Regions from separate parts of the Homo sapiens genome. Here region 2 is linked to region 1. The links are chromatin loops, found by intact Hi-C in ENCODE. Cell type or tissue: IMR-90. All regions are shown on one strand.

Region 1 (8,000 bases):
GTAGTTCTCCTTGAAGAGGTCCTTCACATCCCTTGTAAGTTGGATTCCTAGGTATTTTATTCTCTTCGTAGCAATTGCGAATGGGAGTTCACTCATGATTTGGCGCTCTGTCTGTTATTGGTGTATAAGAATGCTTGTGATTTTTGCACATTTATTTTGTATCCTGAGACTTTGCTGAAGTTGCTTATCAGCTTAAGGGGATTTTGGGCTGAGACGATGGGGTTTTCTAAATATAAATTCATGTCATCTGCAAACAGGGACAATTTGACTTCCTCTTTTCCTAATTGAATATGCTTTATTTCTTTCTCTTGCCTGATTGCCCTGGCCAGAACTTCCAACACTATGTTGAATAGGAGTGGTGAGAGATGGCATCCCTGTCTTGTGCCAGTTTTCAAAGGGAATGCTTCCAGTTTTTGCCCATTCAATATGATATTGGTTGTGGGTTTGTCATAAAGGGCTCTTATTATTTTGAGATACGTTCCATGAATACCTAGTTTATTGAGAGTTTTTAGCATGAAGGGCTGTTGAATTGTGTTGAAGGCCTTTTCTGCATCTATTGAGATAATCACGTAGTTTTTGTCTACCAAAGACCAAGGATTATAACTCTCCAACAAGCAAAAATACAAACAGGGAGAATGTTGTCTGTGGCACTTCCTCCCTTACACCACCAGCTTTTATAATTATTTCCCATGATCCCAGTGTCCTATTGACTCTTTTTAACCCCCAACAGCCCAAAGCTGTGGTGCCCAAACAAAGCTTCTGTTTTCCAGGAAACAGCTGATATTCCCATTGTCGTATTCCTTATTTTTATTCTGTAAGAGTGGGAGAGACAGTACAAGTAGGTAAAAGTTACAGGTTCTAGCATCAGACCTGTCCTCCACTCCTGGCTCTTGCTTACTACCTGTGTGACTTGGGCAAATCATTTTTTATCTCAGAGCCCTCTCCTTTATGTGTAGAACAATGACAGCACAGATTACCTCAAAAGATTGCTGTGCAGTTCAGCTGGGATAAGACTGGAGACATGGGGGTCTTCAGGGACTAAGGCTGAGTAAGCAGCCCCGTAACCACTTTTTTGAAGGTTACTGGTTGGTTGAGCCAAAAGGAAAAGAGAGCTCTGAAGGATGTCTCAGCACTTTTAAGTGGGTAGTAGGTTTGCTCATGTCTGATTGGCTAGAACTGGTCACATGGTATCATTCAACCAGGAAGAGTCTGGGAAGTACAATTCTCACAGGTGCCAGGAAGGCACAAAGCTGGGAATATTTGGCAATTAGTACAGCATGCAAAGTACCTAGCACTATGACTGGCATGTTTTTTGTGCCACTCCACGCCAGCTGTATTTTAGTTCAGATCTGTTATCTATAAAATGCTGTACATGTATTGTTTAATATATTCAAAAGTGTTAATTGCTGGTAATTGATATATTACGTCCTCCCTTTCAGAAGTTCCTACAGCTTAATAGAAATTCCTGGAGTGACTCAATTCTCAGCCAGTAACTCAGTTAGTGGAAAGATTTGGGAAGTTTTCTGAAGGAGGTAGAATTTGAACTGGATTTGGATGTTTCGGTAGCATCTCAGTAACAAGCTATCAGGTAGGACTTCCGACGCATGGCACAGAGTGCCTGAGTTCTTTGCTTTGCGCATGCAATTTATTTATTTATGATTTGCCCATTTGTTTATTCATTTAGTTATTCATCAAATGTTTACCAAATGTTTATATGTGCCAGGCACTGGAGATATTAGCGTGGAAGAAGGCAAAGATGTTTCTCTTTGTGAAGCGTGCATTTTAGTAGGAGAAGACACTCAACCAAAAAAAAGAGAGTAAATATAGTAATAGTATAGTAGGTGGTGATACGGTTATCAATGAATGAAGCAGAGTAGGGGGTAGACATGCAAGGGTTACAGAGAGTGGGAGGCTGTTGCTATTTTGTTGGGGGTGGTCAGAAAAGCAATAGAAGGGGCAGGCTCTGTGCAAATCTAAGAGAGGAGCATTCACAGAGTGACCAGCAAGGGCCATTGCTCTGAGGGGAGAGTCTTCTGGGCCTATATGGGGAAAGAGTGAAATGGTGGAAAGAACAGACACTAGGAGCTGGGTTATTATCAGGGTTTTAATCTTGGCTCCAGTGTTGATTTGCTGCTGTACTTGGAGCTGGCAATAAATAAAGTGGTTGCAAGGATCCATTGGGAGCTAGGCTGCCTGGGTTTGAATCCCAGCTCTGACCTTTACTAACTGGATAAGTGGGGTGAATTACTTCTCTCTCTAAGCTTCAACTCCTCCATCTGTACATGGGGGTGGGGATCCTCATACTTCATGCAATCTTTGGGAGAATTAAGTGAGTTAATCCACATAGAGCACGGAAACCAGGCCTTGACATGTTGTGAGCCCTCTCTGATGTTAGCTATTGCTATTAGAGCAAGTTATTTCCCCTTTTTGGGATTTCATACTGTTGTCCAGCGATTGTGAGCTTTGGAGGCATGGTCTCTTTAGCTTCTCTCAGGAAGTCTGAGGCTAATTTATATGTTATTCTGTGGACCATTTGCTTGTCATTTGTTCTCTCCTCAGGAATTGTGTTTTTTCACAGTCCTCTTGCTGGATTTAGCTTCTTTCCAGTGAAGTTGAGCATGGGATCTTTCATTTGTCTTTGCTAGACTTCCATTTCTCTCTGCCTCACTGGTGGGCTTTATTCCTTCCTGGAACTTTGCACACTACTTCAGTACATTTTGTTGATTAAAAACATTCTCTCTACAAACTTCAATACACTGGCAAAGGATCTCTGTAGCAGAAACTTTAAAACATGAAACTGCAGGCTGCTTTCTGTTTGGAGACCAAGCATCTGGGAAAGATGCCATTTGAACTAAGGGTGCACCAAGTCATAGACGCTCTTGGATGGCCCTTCCTGCAACATAGTCACAAATGCCAACAAGCATCTTACTGCTGTAGCCATGTGCTCTGGTTGCTAATCATATAAAGTAGTGCATTTGAGAACCCATCCTATCCTTGGTCTGAACATTTGTCTCCATCCAAAATTGACAGATTAAAATCCTCAACACCAAGGTGATGATACCAGGAGGCGGAGCCTTCGGAAGGTGACTTGGTCTTGAGGGTAGAGGCCACACGCATGGGATGAGTGCCCTCATAAGAGGGGCCTAAGGGAGCTTGTTTGTCCCTTCTGACATGTGAAGTTACAGTGAGAAGATAGGGTCTATGAGGAAACAGGCCATCATTTGACACTGAACCTTGCTCTCTGGACTGTGAGAAATGTGTTTTGTTTTGTTTTTTTTTGTCAGCTACCTGATATGGTATTCTGTTATGGCAGCTCAGACACAGTCCTGCGTCTTTAGAACTCAGGGTACACTGTGTGCTCCGTCAATGCTCATGACCATTTGGTACTCACGCTGGAGTGTGGGGGTTCGGAATGAACACTGAGACCAGCCATGCAGCATCTGTCCTCTCTTTCTGTGAAAAGTGCCATTCTGTATGTGACATGGACCCCTAGCTTTAGACCCTACAGATCACAGTGCAGTGTCTTTCACAGAGTGAGTGTGCTGGGTACTAGTGATACTAAGCTGGGTGATAAACCCTGCTAGAGAGGTGCGGCCTGCATGGAGTGGAGAGTGTGTGACAAGGTGAAGCAGCCCAGACAGAAGTGCCAGCACCACCATCCACTAATTGGGTGACCTCAGCCATGCACCCGAGCTCTGGGCCTCATCTTTCCCATCTATAACATGTGGGCATGTACCTTTGTTTTGGCAAATAAATGACAATATATGCTTTTAGAAACTGGTGGCTACTAATCTTATGTAAAGAATGTGTGTATTTATCTTGCCAAATAAATATATGGTTGCTCTTCAATTTCGGATCATGACAAGTCGATATCATAACGAATTTGTTGTATTTCTTGGTCAGGGAAGAAGGAGAGAGAAAAAAACCAGTGCCTAGTGATGACGCCAAGTCAAGGTAAAACCTGGCCAAGGGTGGACCTGGCTCCAGTGTCTCTTCCAGTTCTCCTTCACCCTGGGGATTACTCATTTATCTCTATGAATGCAGATTTATGGACCTATAAATGAATATATGTGTTAGGGCCACCATTGCTTGTTGTAACTCCACAAAGCATGTTGACCACAAAACCTATTGAGGGCCATAGGGGCCCAGCCTGCAACGCAGCCCATCTGCTCCCTGCATCCTCATCCACCGCCTTCCTTACCACCGCCCACCCACATGCCAGCACTGCCGCGCGGCCTCTGCTCCGGCCGTCCCTTGGCCTACACTGCCTTTTCCTAATCTTTCCCAAGTTGACTCCTAACACCTTTTAAGACTGCCTAGAATCACCGGGAAGGCTTCGCTGGCCCACCCCTGCCCGCCCAGCTTCCCCAGGCTGGGGGAAGTCCTTCTTCTGGGGGCTTCCGTGTGCACCTCTGTGCCTCCACGTCCCTCCTCACACGGTGACTTTCCGATGATGCGCCTGCCTCCCCTGTCCATGGATAATGAATTCACCCAGGACAGGGCTTTGTCTTTTTCATTCCTGAATCCGAAGCTTACCTGCTACTAGAGAATTTGTGAATTTCCGTTGAACACGTGGAAGACCTAGGAAGCTGTGGGGGAGAAAGAATGAATGACTTTCTTCAAGGCCTCCTGGCAAAGCAGCAGTGCAGCGGGAACCGGAGCCGGAGGACGCTGGCTCCTCACCTAGAGCCCTCCCTTGGGTCAGGGTGGCTCTTCTCTCCCATACCTAGCGTCCGGCGCTTGGCTTTGTTTCCCGGAGTGGGTGGCACTGTTTGGCCGCCACAGGCACAGCATCGCCCCTAGGCATCGCCCTCCGCACCCGGGGATGCGGCGTCCCCAGCCTTGCCTTTCTTGATGGCTAAAGCAACAGCGCCACCTTCCGGCCTCAAGGCCACCGGGCGTGGCCGGACTTGGGAGACCTTGGGCGCCCTCTTGTGGAATTTCAGAAGTTGGGCTGCGAAAATGACTCCGTTATCCCCAGCTGACCATGAGGCCCGCTGGGCACTTCCACCTCTGAGGTTTGAGTGGTTCAGTGGGCCTGTGCAGGGAAACCCAGCCTAGAAAGCAAGCCTTTATAGCTACCTTGGTGTAGAAGATCAGAGGCATATGAGGTGAGAAACAGGTGACATGTCACGCTCCCTGGAGACAAAATGTCCAGAAAGCTCCTCTAGGCAGCAAATAAAGAAGTTATGAAAAGGAACCGTGGAGAAAAAAGAGGTGAAGGGAAAAGAAAGGGAATGTTATTCTGACCCACATGCCTCACCGCCAGGGCTGAAGTCACTACTAACAAGGCCATTTAGGAAGAGCAGGCTGGAGTTGACAGCCTTTCCCCAGGAGTCCTCTGGTTTCCAGGTCCCCCGGTTTGAAGCACTCAGGAACACACTCAGCCCCTGAATCTTCACTCAGTTCCGTGGTGTTACTGGCAATCGTTGGATATCCCTGGCTGGGGCTCAGCCTCAGCTCCGGTGTCAGCTACATAAGAATCTCAGCATCTTGGGAACGTGAGCTCAACTTGAAATACACTTCCCTGAAAGGATTACTTTGTTTTGGGACAAGGCTCATATCAATCTGTCCTGCCAAGAGATTACTGCTGTTAAACTGTTGGTTTTCACTGCTGTCAAACATAATCTTACAAGGAGAGAGAGGGGCAATCACCCTCAACACCCAGCTGCAAGAGAAGACTTTTGACTGGGCAGGACTTTTCCTGGCACTCTCTGGAGAATAAAAAAGGAATATGTAGAATGGCTGTTGTGTGATTAATGCTTACACCCACAGTGCGGCTGAGCCATTCCCAGGGGTGCACTGAGTGGGATCCCTCTACATGCAACGACCCTGCTGGCATTTCACAGGTGCCTGTGGAGAAGGCCCATTGAAGACCTGGGGCTGAAAGTGCAGCTCAACTTTGCACATATGCTTGGATTTCCTCTCTATTCCAAGGCAGACAGTCCTCAGGGTTTGGCCTAACACACAAAGGATGGGAAGAATAAAGAAACGATGTTCCAACAGTATTTCTGCAGATCTAAGCTACTGAAGGGATGCTGGACCAACCACGATAGATGCTTCCTTTTCCGCAGTGCCTCGAAAAACACTTAGGAGTGTGAAGGAGTGAAATTTTATGCTATTGGCCTTGTTCTCATTTACTTTTGATTATTATAAAATTATTCTAACGCAAAACCCATAAAAAATTGGTAACTCAGAATCTCGCCAGATGAACTGTTACATCGGACTACGCTCTAGGAAGAAGTATTAAAAATCAAAGATATTAACTTTCCAAGTGTTCATTTCCATCTGTTTTCCCTCTCTGGGACTCAGTTTCCTACTCTGTACAATTGGGACGGTGACCTACTTTCAAGGACCTTTATAGTTCAAACGCTCTTCGGTTCTGTGAAAAGAAGCCTTACATCATCCCATGGTGGGCTGCATGTCACATTATCACACAGAGTGGTCCTTGCTTTACAGAAAAATATTCATTTGCTCATTCATTCACCTATCCACTCATTCCACAAACAGTGAGCACCTACGATATTCCTCACACTGCTAAAGGCAGAGCTGTAGGGTGAGCTGTGAATAAAGCAAGGTCCTGGCCCTCATGGGGCTTGCATTCTTATGGGAACCACACACAGTGAAAGATTTAAACATATATAGTGTAACCTGAAGTGATGTAAGCCAGGCACAGAAAGACAAATACCACATGGTCTCACTTACATGTGAACTCTAAAGAGCTGAATTCATAGAAACACTGAATAAAATAGTGGCTAACAGGCTGAAGGGTTGGAGGATTGGGGAGATGTTGGTCAAAGGACACAAAATTTCAGTTAGGAGGAAGAAGTTCAAAGATCTATTGTATAACATGGTGATTACAGTTAACAACATATTGTATATTTGAAAATTGCTCAGAGTATATTTTAAGTGTTCTCACCACAAAAAATCATATGTGAGATAAGACATATTTTAAATAGCTTGATTTAGTCATTCCACAATGTAAACATATATCAAAATGTTATGCTGTACCCAATAAATCTATATAATTTTGTCAATTAAAACAAATATAGTGTAATGTAATATAGTATAATAATAGAATATAAATCAATAGTAAGTGCTATGAAGAAAAATCAGCAGGATAGGGATTATGGGATAAGGAATGTTATTTTTTAGACAGGGTGGTCAGGAAAGCCTGAGAAGGTGGCATTTGTGCAGAGACAGTGGAGTAGGGGAGTGAACCATGCCGGGTAGAGGAAAGAGCAAATGAGAAGGCCTCATATTCAGGCATGTGCTTGGTGTGTAAGGGCACTGGTAGACCAGGGGAACGAGGCTGTATTCCTGGATGTGGTCTTAGGTTTTGATTCTAAGATGGCTTTAGAGTTTAAGAGCATTCTCAAGAGTCAGTGTTGTGTGCAAGGCTCACTGCTAGGCCCTGGGAGTACCCAGAGATAAAACACTAGTCTAGTGCTAGAGGACACTCCTAAGGGACATGCACTCATCTACACAAGAGAAGGTACTGACGGTGGAAGGACGCATGTGCCAAGCATCCAATGCGTGGCGCAGACACTAGTTCTGAAGGAGCTCCAGAGATGGGGACTCGGGCACTGAGAGATGCCTGGGCGAGCAAGGGGAGTTTAATGTGGACCTGGAGGAAAGGACCAGGCAAACTGAGAGGCAGACTGTTCAGGCAAGGAAGGAGTGAGCAGAGGGAGTCGGCAGAAGTGGGCATGGCCTAATTGGCAATGGCTTGGTTGGAACAAAAGCATCTCACAGCAGAGCCATGGGAAATAAGAGGTGTGAGGAAGCTAACCCAGGAGGAAGGAAGTGGCCTGATTCCTCGAGGCTGGATAAGAAGGCGCTCCTCTGAATTCAAATGAGACTCCATGATCAACATGGTCAGGACTTTGATGCTATTATTCTAGGAAAGGGTTAATGGTTTCCCCTTGAGGCGTCATTCTCTAAGTGCTGAAAGGGCTGTATACCTCACAGGCCACTAGGCCCCACCTGCCCCAGAGGCC
Region 2 (8,000 bases), 470 kb before region 1:
TTCTAGTCTCCCCTAGATTGGAAACCCCGTGAGGTCAGGGGTCATGCATGTGCTATGTGCTTGGTAACTCGTACAGTGTCAAGTGTTCTGTTCTACACATGAGAGGGGTTGGAAAGTGCTTGCTGATTGAATTAATCATAATCCACCCTTGAAAAAGCAGAGTTGGCAGTATTTATTAGTGAATCAAGTGACCCTTCAAGGACATTCTCTGGCTAAGCACTGGAACACTGGAATATGAAGTAGTAATTAAAGTTATTCTCAGGTCCAGAAGGGAACCCAGAGAATGTTACTCTCCTGACATCCCCTGGAGCCATCCAGAATGTCAGTTTAACTGACCTTACAGGTTGGGTTACTTCCAAAACTGTAGGTTTCTTGGATTCTATGCTATGAACTCAGAAGACCTGATTTTTACAATTATCATCCCTCAATATGTAGTTGATAATTTGTATTAAGGAAGGAACAACTGTGTCTAACTTTCTGCTAGATATTGTGGAGAATGCCTGGGAGATATATATATTTATTTATTATTATTTTTTAAATACAGGGTCTCACTCTGTCACCCAGGCTGGAGTACAATGGTGTGATCTCAGCTCACTGCAGCCTTGACCTCCCATGCTCAAGAGATCCTCCTACCTAAGCCTCCCATGTAGCTGGGACTACAAGCATTTGCCACTATGTCTGGCTATTTTTTTTGTATTTTTTGCAGAGACCAGGTTTTGCTGTGTTGCCTAGGCTGGTCTTGAACTCCTGGGCTCAAGCAATCCACCCCCCGTTGGCTGCCCAGAGTGTTGGGATTACAGGCGTGAGCCGCCATGCCTGGCATACCTGGGATATTTGTATAAGATGTGAATGCTTTTTATAAAAAATTTTGGTTTTGACCAATGCCTTTGGAATTCTTTAAGTAACTGAAACATATAGTCAGTGGCTGCAAACCTTTTTTTTAAAACAACAAATTTGACTTTTATAAACATCTAAATATCATTTTAGCTATATCTGATTAATAAAATGGAGACTCAGATACAATAATATCATTTTAGCAAAAGCAATAAACCAGGCACAGTGGCTCATGCCTGTAATCCCAGCACTTTGGGAGGCTGAGGCGGGCAGATAACTTGAGGTCAGGAGTTTGAGACCAGCCTGACCAACGTGGTGAAACCCCATCTCTACTAAAAATACAAAATTAGCCAGATGTGGTGGTGTATGCCTGTAATCCCAGCTACTCTGAAGGCTGAGAAGGGAGAATCGCTTGGACCCGGGAGGCTGAGTTTGCAGTGAGCCGAGATGGCGCCACTGCACTCCAGCCTGGGCGACAAAGTGACACTCTGTCTTAAAAAAAGCAAGAAACACACACACACACACACACACACACACAGAAAACCCATGATTTTTGCATGTGGCTTATAAAAGGGCTTTGACGGTAATTTGGAAAGATGCCTTTCAGAAATGTATTGAATTTTAGGAGCATTGCTGTAATAATAGTGGCTTTCACTGACTGAACATTTGTTGTGAGTCCTTAAGCACTCGATATTTAAAATCTTGTGTAATCCTAAAAGTAACCCTGTGAAGAGGTTTTTTGATGAGCTACATTTTAGAGGCCTGGAAGCTAATGGTTAGGATGGTTATCCAAGATGTTAACTCAGATTTCTCACACTCCAAGGTCCGTGCACCACGGTGGTGCCCACCTTGAAGGACAAACACTGACTGGTTGTGTTCAACTTAGTATTCTTAAGGCCACTTAGGGCTGTTCATTGTACAACCCCAGGAGGTGTCACTCATCTCCTGCTCCTAGCATATTTGGATAGTGTTTATGACAAATTTCTAGCAGACCACACTAAAGTGTCTTGAGGAAGGGGAGGTCTTTAATTCACAGTTGCTCAAAAGTTGAAAGTTGGTCTCAGTGCGCCATGGTCACCTGTAGAAGGCAGGGCCCTGAAACGGGGAGGGATTCAAAACCTTGAAAAGCTTTTACTTTATTTATTTATTTTTTTGAGATGGAGTTTCGCTCTTGTTGCCCAGGCTGGAGTGCAGTGGCACGATCTCGGCTCACTGCAACCTTTGCCTCCTGGGTTCAAGTGATTCTCTTGCCTCAGCCTCCTGAGTAGCTGGGACTACAGGTGCACCACCATGCCTGGCTCATTTTTGTATTTTTAGTAGAGACGGGGTTTCACCATGTTGGTCAGGCTGGTCACGAACCTCTGACCTCAGGTGATCCACCCACCTCGGCCTCCCAAAGTGCTGGGATTACAGGCTTGAGCCACCGCACCCAGCCTTGAGAAGCTTTTAGACGAGCCATGTTGGAACTGACAAATGAGAGTTCTTTCTTTATTTCTTTTTTTTTTTTTCTTGAGATGGAGTCTCACTCTGTCGCTTGGGCTGGAGTGCAGTGGTGCGATCTCCACTCACTGCAACCTCCGCCTCCAGCATTCATGCGATTCTCCTGCCTCAACCTCCCAAGTGGCTGGGATTACAGGTGCCTGTGACCACGCCTGCCTAATTTTTTTGTATTTTCAGTAGAGATAGGGTTTCACTATGTTGGCCAGGCTGGTCTCGAACTCCTGACCTCGTGATCCACCTGCCTCAGCCTCCCAAAGTGCTGGGGTTACAGGCATGAGCCACCTCACTCGGCCTTTTCTGTTTTTTTAAGACAGGGTATCGCACTGTTACCTAGGCTGGAGTGCAGTGCCACCATCATGGCTCACTGCAGCCTCAATCTCCTGGGGCTCAAGCAATCCTCCTACCTCAGCCTCCTGAGTAGCTGGAACCATGGGTGCTTACCATCACACCTGGCTAGGTTTTAAAAAAATGTTTTTATTTTGTAGAGATGGGATCTCCCTATGTTGCCCATGCTGGAGACTTTGTATTACTTAGGATCTGACACAATATCTCACTTACCTTTTTTCTGTCTTTGGAGTGAACTATATTTTCCCCTAATCTTAGGTGTTAATTTAGTTTCATGGAACAGGCAATGTACAATATTAAGAATTGATTGTATGGGAGATGCTATGGTAGGTCCCTGGCAGAAAGAATGAGGATGCGGAATGAGGAGAGAAGGATCAGTGGTGGGCATGGAGTGACATGGTCGGGGTGGGAACTCAAGAGAGATGCAAACGTGAGTAAGATGTGGGCTTGACCACAATGTATAAACGTAGAGGAGACCCAACTATGAAGGCTGTCCGTAAGTGTTATGGTGGTGGGGGCGGAAGGCATAAACAAAATCCTCTGGGTACACAGGAGATAGAGAAATACATTCTGCCTGGGAGAGCTGGAGAAAGCTTCATGCAGAGGGTGACATCTGAGCTGACTCTTGAAGGATGGGTAGGCCCCACACACACAGAGAAGAAAGGAACAGTAGCAGGAAAGCCATGAGGTGACAGTGGTCTACGGGCTAACATGAGAGTGAGCTACACGTGTTGGGGGTGGGTAGGAACTGTGGCAGGAAAAGCAAAGAACCTTGAATGTCCTCTTAAAGACTGTAGATTTTCTACGGGCAACGGGAGTCACTGAAGGTTTTTGAGCAGAGGAGTGGTGTCTTTTGATCTTTTGATTTTCCAGGGCTGGCTCCTTTGGCGTGTGCGGTTACCTGGTAGCGTCGGTTATATGATGTGGTGCGAGACTGTGCTTTCACTTTTCCTTTCCAGGGGAGCCCTCTCAAGGAAGAGAACATTATTGTGCTTTTATCTCCTTTTGTCCAGCCTTAGTTTGATCCTCTGTTTGCCATTTCCCCTCTCTTCCCTTTGATGTTCTTGGCAAGGGAAGAGTTATACCATTGACATCTTCCTATTGACATCTGTGTCAGGTATTTGATTCCTAATACCACATGATTATTCTTTTTGATGAATCAATGGGCAAGGAAATAAGTTGCTCTCACTGTCCATGGGTTGGAAACCCAGGAAAGTTTAGGAATAAAAGAGTCGAAGAAAGCAGCACACAGACAGAGAGGTGGGACGTGCATGAGAGCAGAGGACAGCATGCCGTGGTTGGAGGAGGTCTCAAAATAGAAGGTGCTTCTCTTGGGATTCACACCGCGGGCCTTGGCAGGCAGCCCACCCTTATCGTCATTAATTTCCTGAGTTCAGAATTGGGTACCACACCCTGGTGTTAAGCTGTTAACCTCCAGCATCAAGGCCACAGCCGCTGGGGAGAATTCTTTTCTCAAGCTGTGGCCTCGTCAGAGTTGTCCTCTGAACATGCCACAAAGGGTGAATGTTCCATCCAGTCCCACAATTCTGGAATTCTATGTATACTTATGTACCTCCCACGCCTTTCCTCCAGGACACGCACACACAGAGCAAAGTCTTCCTATAGCGGGCCATGATGCTGCAATTGCAGAGTATGTAAGTGTATGTGTAGGCGTGTGTATATTTGTAAAAGCAGAAGTGCACGCATACGTGTGTGTGTGCATGTGCATGCACATGTGTATAGGGGCATGCGTGTGCATGTGCACACAGAAATATGTAGGCTTTCAATACATAGAACACGACTTTCCTTTCAGACCTTTCTTTCTTCTATTGCCTGAAAGTATAAAACCTGAAATAATGTGGATAGTTTGAGGAAACCAAGGATGTTTCTAGAGCCTGGCTTTTCATAGGCTCTAGAAACAGAGCTCTGTCTGCTCTAGGTTTCGAGACTGGTTACCGTTCTCAGATCCAGGAGTTCTTTAGACGTCATCCAGTTTTCCTTGCTATGTGCTGTGAAATTACAGCCGTGCCATCAGTAGAGGGCTCCCTCAACCTTAGAAGCTGGTGAGAATGCTTGAAGGCCACGCAATGTAAATGGGAGAAAAATGCAGATCTGACTGTGAATTTTAAATCCAGTGCCCCAAAGTACTTTTGAAGAGAAGAAACCCTAACCCATCCTGAAAACAGACGATTTCAGCAAGAAGGTATTTGTAGTGTTTACATTACATGACACTGTTTAAATTCCTGGATCAAGGTCAGTGTAATGTTTATGCTCAGAGTAACACATAGCTAAGTTATTCTTCAAAGAACGCAAGAAGCAGGGCAACTCCCTGACCAATGGTTTAATTGTTTCTGGACGCGTCACTCATGTTCCTAAACTCAGGGTTTCCTAACTATACAATTACAGAACCATCAATCACCTTCAGTCTCAGTCCTGGGCCAAAGCTTTGCAGATGCCAGATCTCAATTTGGCATTTACCCAGATTTGTGCCAGCTAAACGTCAAGTGTCCGGCTGATAAAGCACCATGTCCGGGTGTTGAATGCCACAGTCTGCTCAGGTAATTGCAGCTGGCCAGCTGCTCTGCATTAACATTGAGAAGGCTGAGTGGTGGATATGCAGGCAGGGGAAGGAAGCCGGACACTGCTGAATCAATGTTTATCTATTGGTTGATATGTCTCTTTTTTACAATTTTTGAGACAGGGTCTTACTCTTTCACCCAGGCTGGAGTGCAGTGGCACAATCCTGGCTCACTGCAGCCTCCACCTCCTGGGCTCAAGCAATCCTCTTGCCTCAGCCTCTCAAGTAGCTGGGCCTACAGGTGCATGCCACCACATCTAGCTAAGTTTTTTAATTTTTGTAGAGATGTGGTTTTACTATGTTGCCCAGGCTGGTCTCGAATTCCTGGGCTAAAGCTATCCTCCCACCTCAGCCTCCCAAAGTGCATGAGCCACTCACTGCACCTGGCCTAAAGTTAGTATCTCGTGAGAGTATTCCGATTTTCCACTCTGAAGACAAAGTGGTCTAGGATCCAAGAGCATGTATTAGTCGGAATTGGAGTGTTCTCTCCCTCGAAATGTGCTAGGTAACCACTGTCCCGGTTTTGGATTGAACTCTTTTCCTTATGAGCTCTAGTCGGCCAAGCACGCTCCATTATTATAACATCATCTGAGACATGTCACAATGAATAAGGCCACCACTTGCTTGGCTTTGGGTATGTGTCCCTGAGGAAACTGCAGGAGCACACCCCAAATTCCTTAACTACATTTGGGAGGTATCTTGGGCTTTTAATTGGGGGTTGTAAGGACATATCTGGGCAGTGGGTGAGGCTTCCTGATGTTCTCAAATTCTGGAGAAAAGGAGACACCATACAATGTGACCAAAATCTACCTCTGACCCGTCTGCTATCAAAATGTATCAAACACAGCAACAAAGCCAAAGAATCACCTGCAGACTGGGGGGCGGAAGGGCTTGGGGACTGGAGAGAAAGCGGAGTTCGTGAGGTCAGGGTCTGTCATTGTGAACTGTATAGGTTTCCAAGAAGTAGCATGAGTCTTCTTCATGATAGAAAGGTAAATGCGCACAACTAGAAGTCTTGGGGAAGCCACTCCAGCCCACTGCAGTGGGAAACTTAGTGATTTCTGTTTGTCCTGGCTTCCTCCATTCAGATGTTTCTCATCAGCTACGTTCAGATTGATTCCATTTGCAAAGCTCTCCTGGCAGTCTCGGCGGAGCAGGCTTGGTGGCAAAATCTCTGGCATTTTCTGATCCTGTCCAGGCTCTGCTCTTCTTGTGTAGTTTCTTGGCGCTTTGGCTCCCAAGCAGAAACTGGCTAAACAGAGGCTGCTGCTGAACAAAGCCAAATGTAAAACAGAACATTGGAACGCCAAGCGGAGTGGTTTTGCTAAATGTGGGGGCTGGGAATGGGCAGAGGACAGTGAGGGATCAGGAGAGGGAGGGACCTCCTTAGAATCGGGCTGAATTACGCCCTGGTGAAAGTCTGTCGCGGCCCCATCATATCCGCATCCTCACTCACTGTGCAAGATCAAAGGTTGCATCCTTTCGCTCTCCAGTCTCACTAACGAACACAATATTTGGGTTGCACCCAGCAGCACCCTCTCATTTCCTGGCCCCCGTGAAGGTGTATGATCCTCGAGGCCCTGACACCTCTCTTCCTTCTCATCATCCATCAGCCCTGCCTCGCAGCCTCTTGTCAGTTTCCTTCTCGGCATCCCCCTCCCCAGCTGCACTGTTCCACACCTGCCCCATCTTTTCTTCGCCCACTTGATGCTAACATTTCCTGTACTGTTCTGAAGGGTCCTCATCCTCCCTCTCTTCACACTGCCGCAGCAGGGCGAGGAGGTCCAGTTGGAGAAACTGCCAGTTTCTCCCTTCCAGTGTCAGGAGAGGGAGAAGGATGCTGCTGTCACGGCCCCTTGGTTCTCTGTTGCAGGGGCTGACAGCACGCCTTCTGTTACTCTGGTACTTCATCTTGCTGTCTGGATTTAACTTCCCCACGAGCAGATCACACAGTCTGAACTTCCGGTGGATAGCTGAGTATTAGGAAGCAGGGAGCCCACTGGCTTTAAGTCCAAGATGTTTATCGAGTCCAGTAAAGCGGATTCACACACACATGCACAGGCACATCCGTGCACACGATCATGCAGTCTTATGGTTACACAGTTCAAAATTCAAAAGGTGCAAAAAGGCAGAGAGTGAATGTTCTCCCCTTTGTTTTCCCCTAGCTTCTTAGTTCTCCTCAGCAGAGGCACCTGTGTTTAAGCATCTCCTCTTCTGGGCGTGTTTTATACACATTCAGACAAATATGTGCTTACACTCACATATTTCTTCCACAATTGGTAGCATACCATAGATATGGTTCAACACCTTGCTGTTTTTCACTTTTTAAAATGGCTGCATAGTATTTTTTTTTCTTTTCTTGAGATGGAGTTTCGCTCTTGTTGCCCAGGTTGGAGTGTAATGGCACGATCTTGGCTCACTGCAACCTCCGCCTCCAGATTCAGGAAAATCAAGAGATTCTCCTGCCTCAGCCTCCTTAGTAGCTGGGATTACAGGTACACACCACCACGCCTGGCTAATTTTTTGTATCTTTAGTAGAGATGGGGTTTCACCGTGTTGGCCTGGCTGGTCTTGAACTCCTGACCTCACATGATCCACCCACCTTGGCCTCCCAAAGTGCTGGGATTACAGGCATGAGCCACCGTGCCCAGCCATGGCTGCATAGTATTTTGTTGAAAGAATTTCCGTAATTTATCTAACTAGTCCCGTACAGATGGGCATCAGGTTGTTCCCAATCTTTTGC

Evidence for each region. A loop is a pair of places that touch in the nucleus more often than their neighbours do. Peaks named below come from ENCODE experiments on the same cell type or tissue, not always from the same donor. Only the 100,000 strongest peaks of a DNase experiment are listed, where the experiment ranks them.
Region 2: it touches region 1 in a loop (7-fold over the local background); 2 of 110 quality-filtered maps call a loop at or near these places.

Annotation. Positions count from the first base shown.
Region 1 is chr11:130,857,240-130,865,239 of GRCh38, forward strand. It overlaps LINC02551 (long intergenic non-protein coding RNA 2551), which reads right to left and starts at 4,871. Exons shown (of 6, transcript NR_125383.1): 1 at 4,727-4,871; 2 at 4,537-4,589. RefSeq lists enhancers at 4,232-4,732, 4,733-5,233. In IMR-90, a CTCF peak has its summit at 4,908 (motif pointing left); a DNase peak (open chromatin) is centred at 4,902; H3K27ac peaks cover 138 bases.
Region 2 is chr11:130,385,437-130,393,436 of GRCh38, forward strand. All of the region lies in intron 2 of ZBTB44-DT (ZBTB44 divergent transcript), which reads left to right. Among named protein-coding and RNA genes, the nearest start is that of ADAMTS8, 39 kb to the right of the region's middle. In IMR-90, a CTCF peak has its summit at 4,728 (motif pointing right); a DNase peak (open chromatin) is centred at 4,845; H3K27ac peaks cover 1,692 bases; H3K27me3 peaks cover 1,781 bases.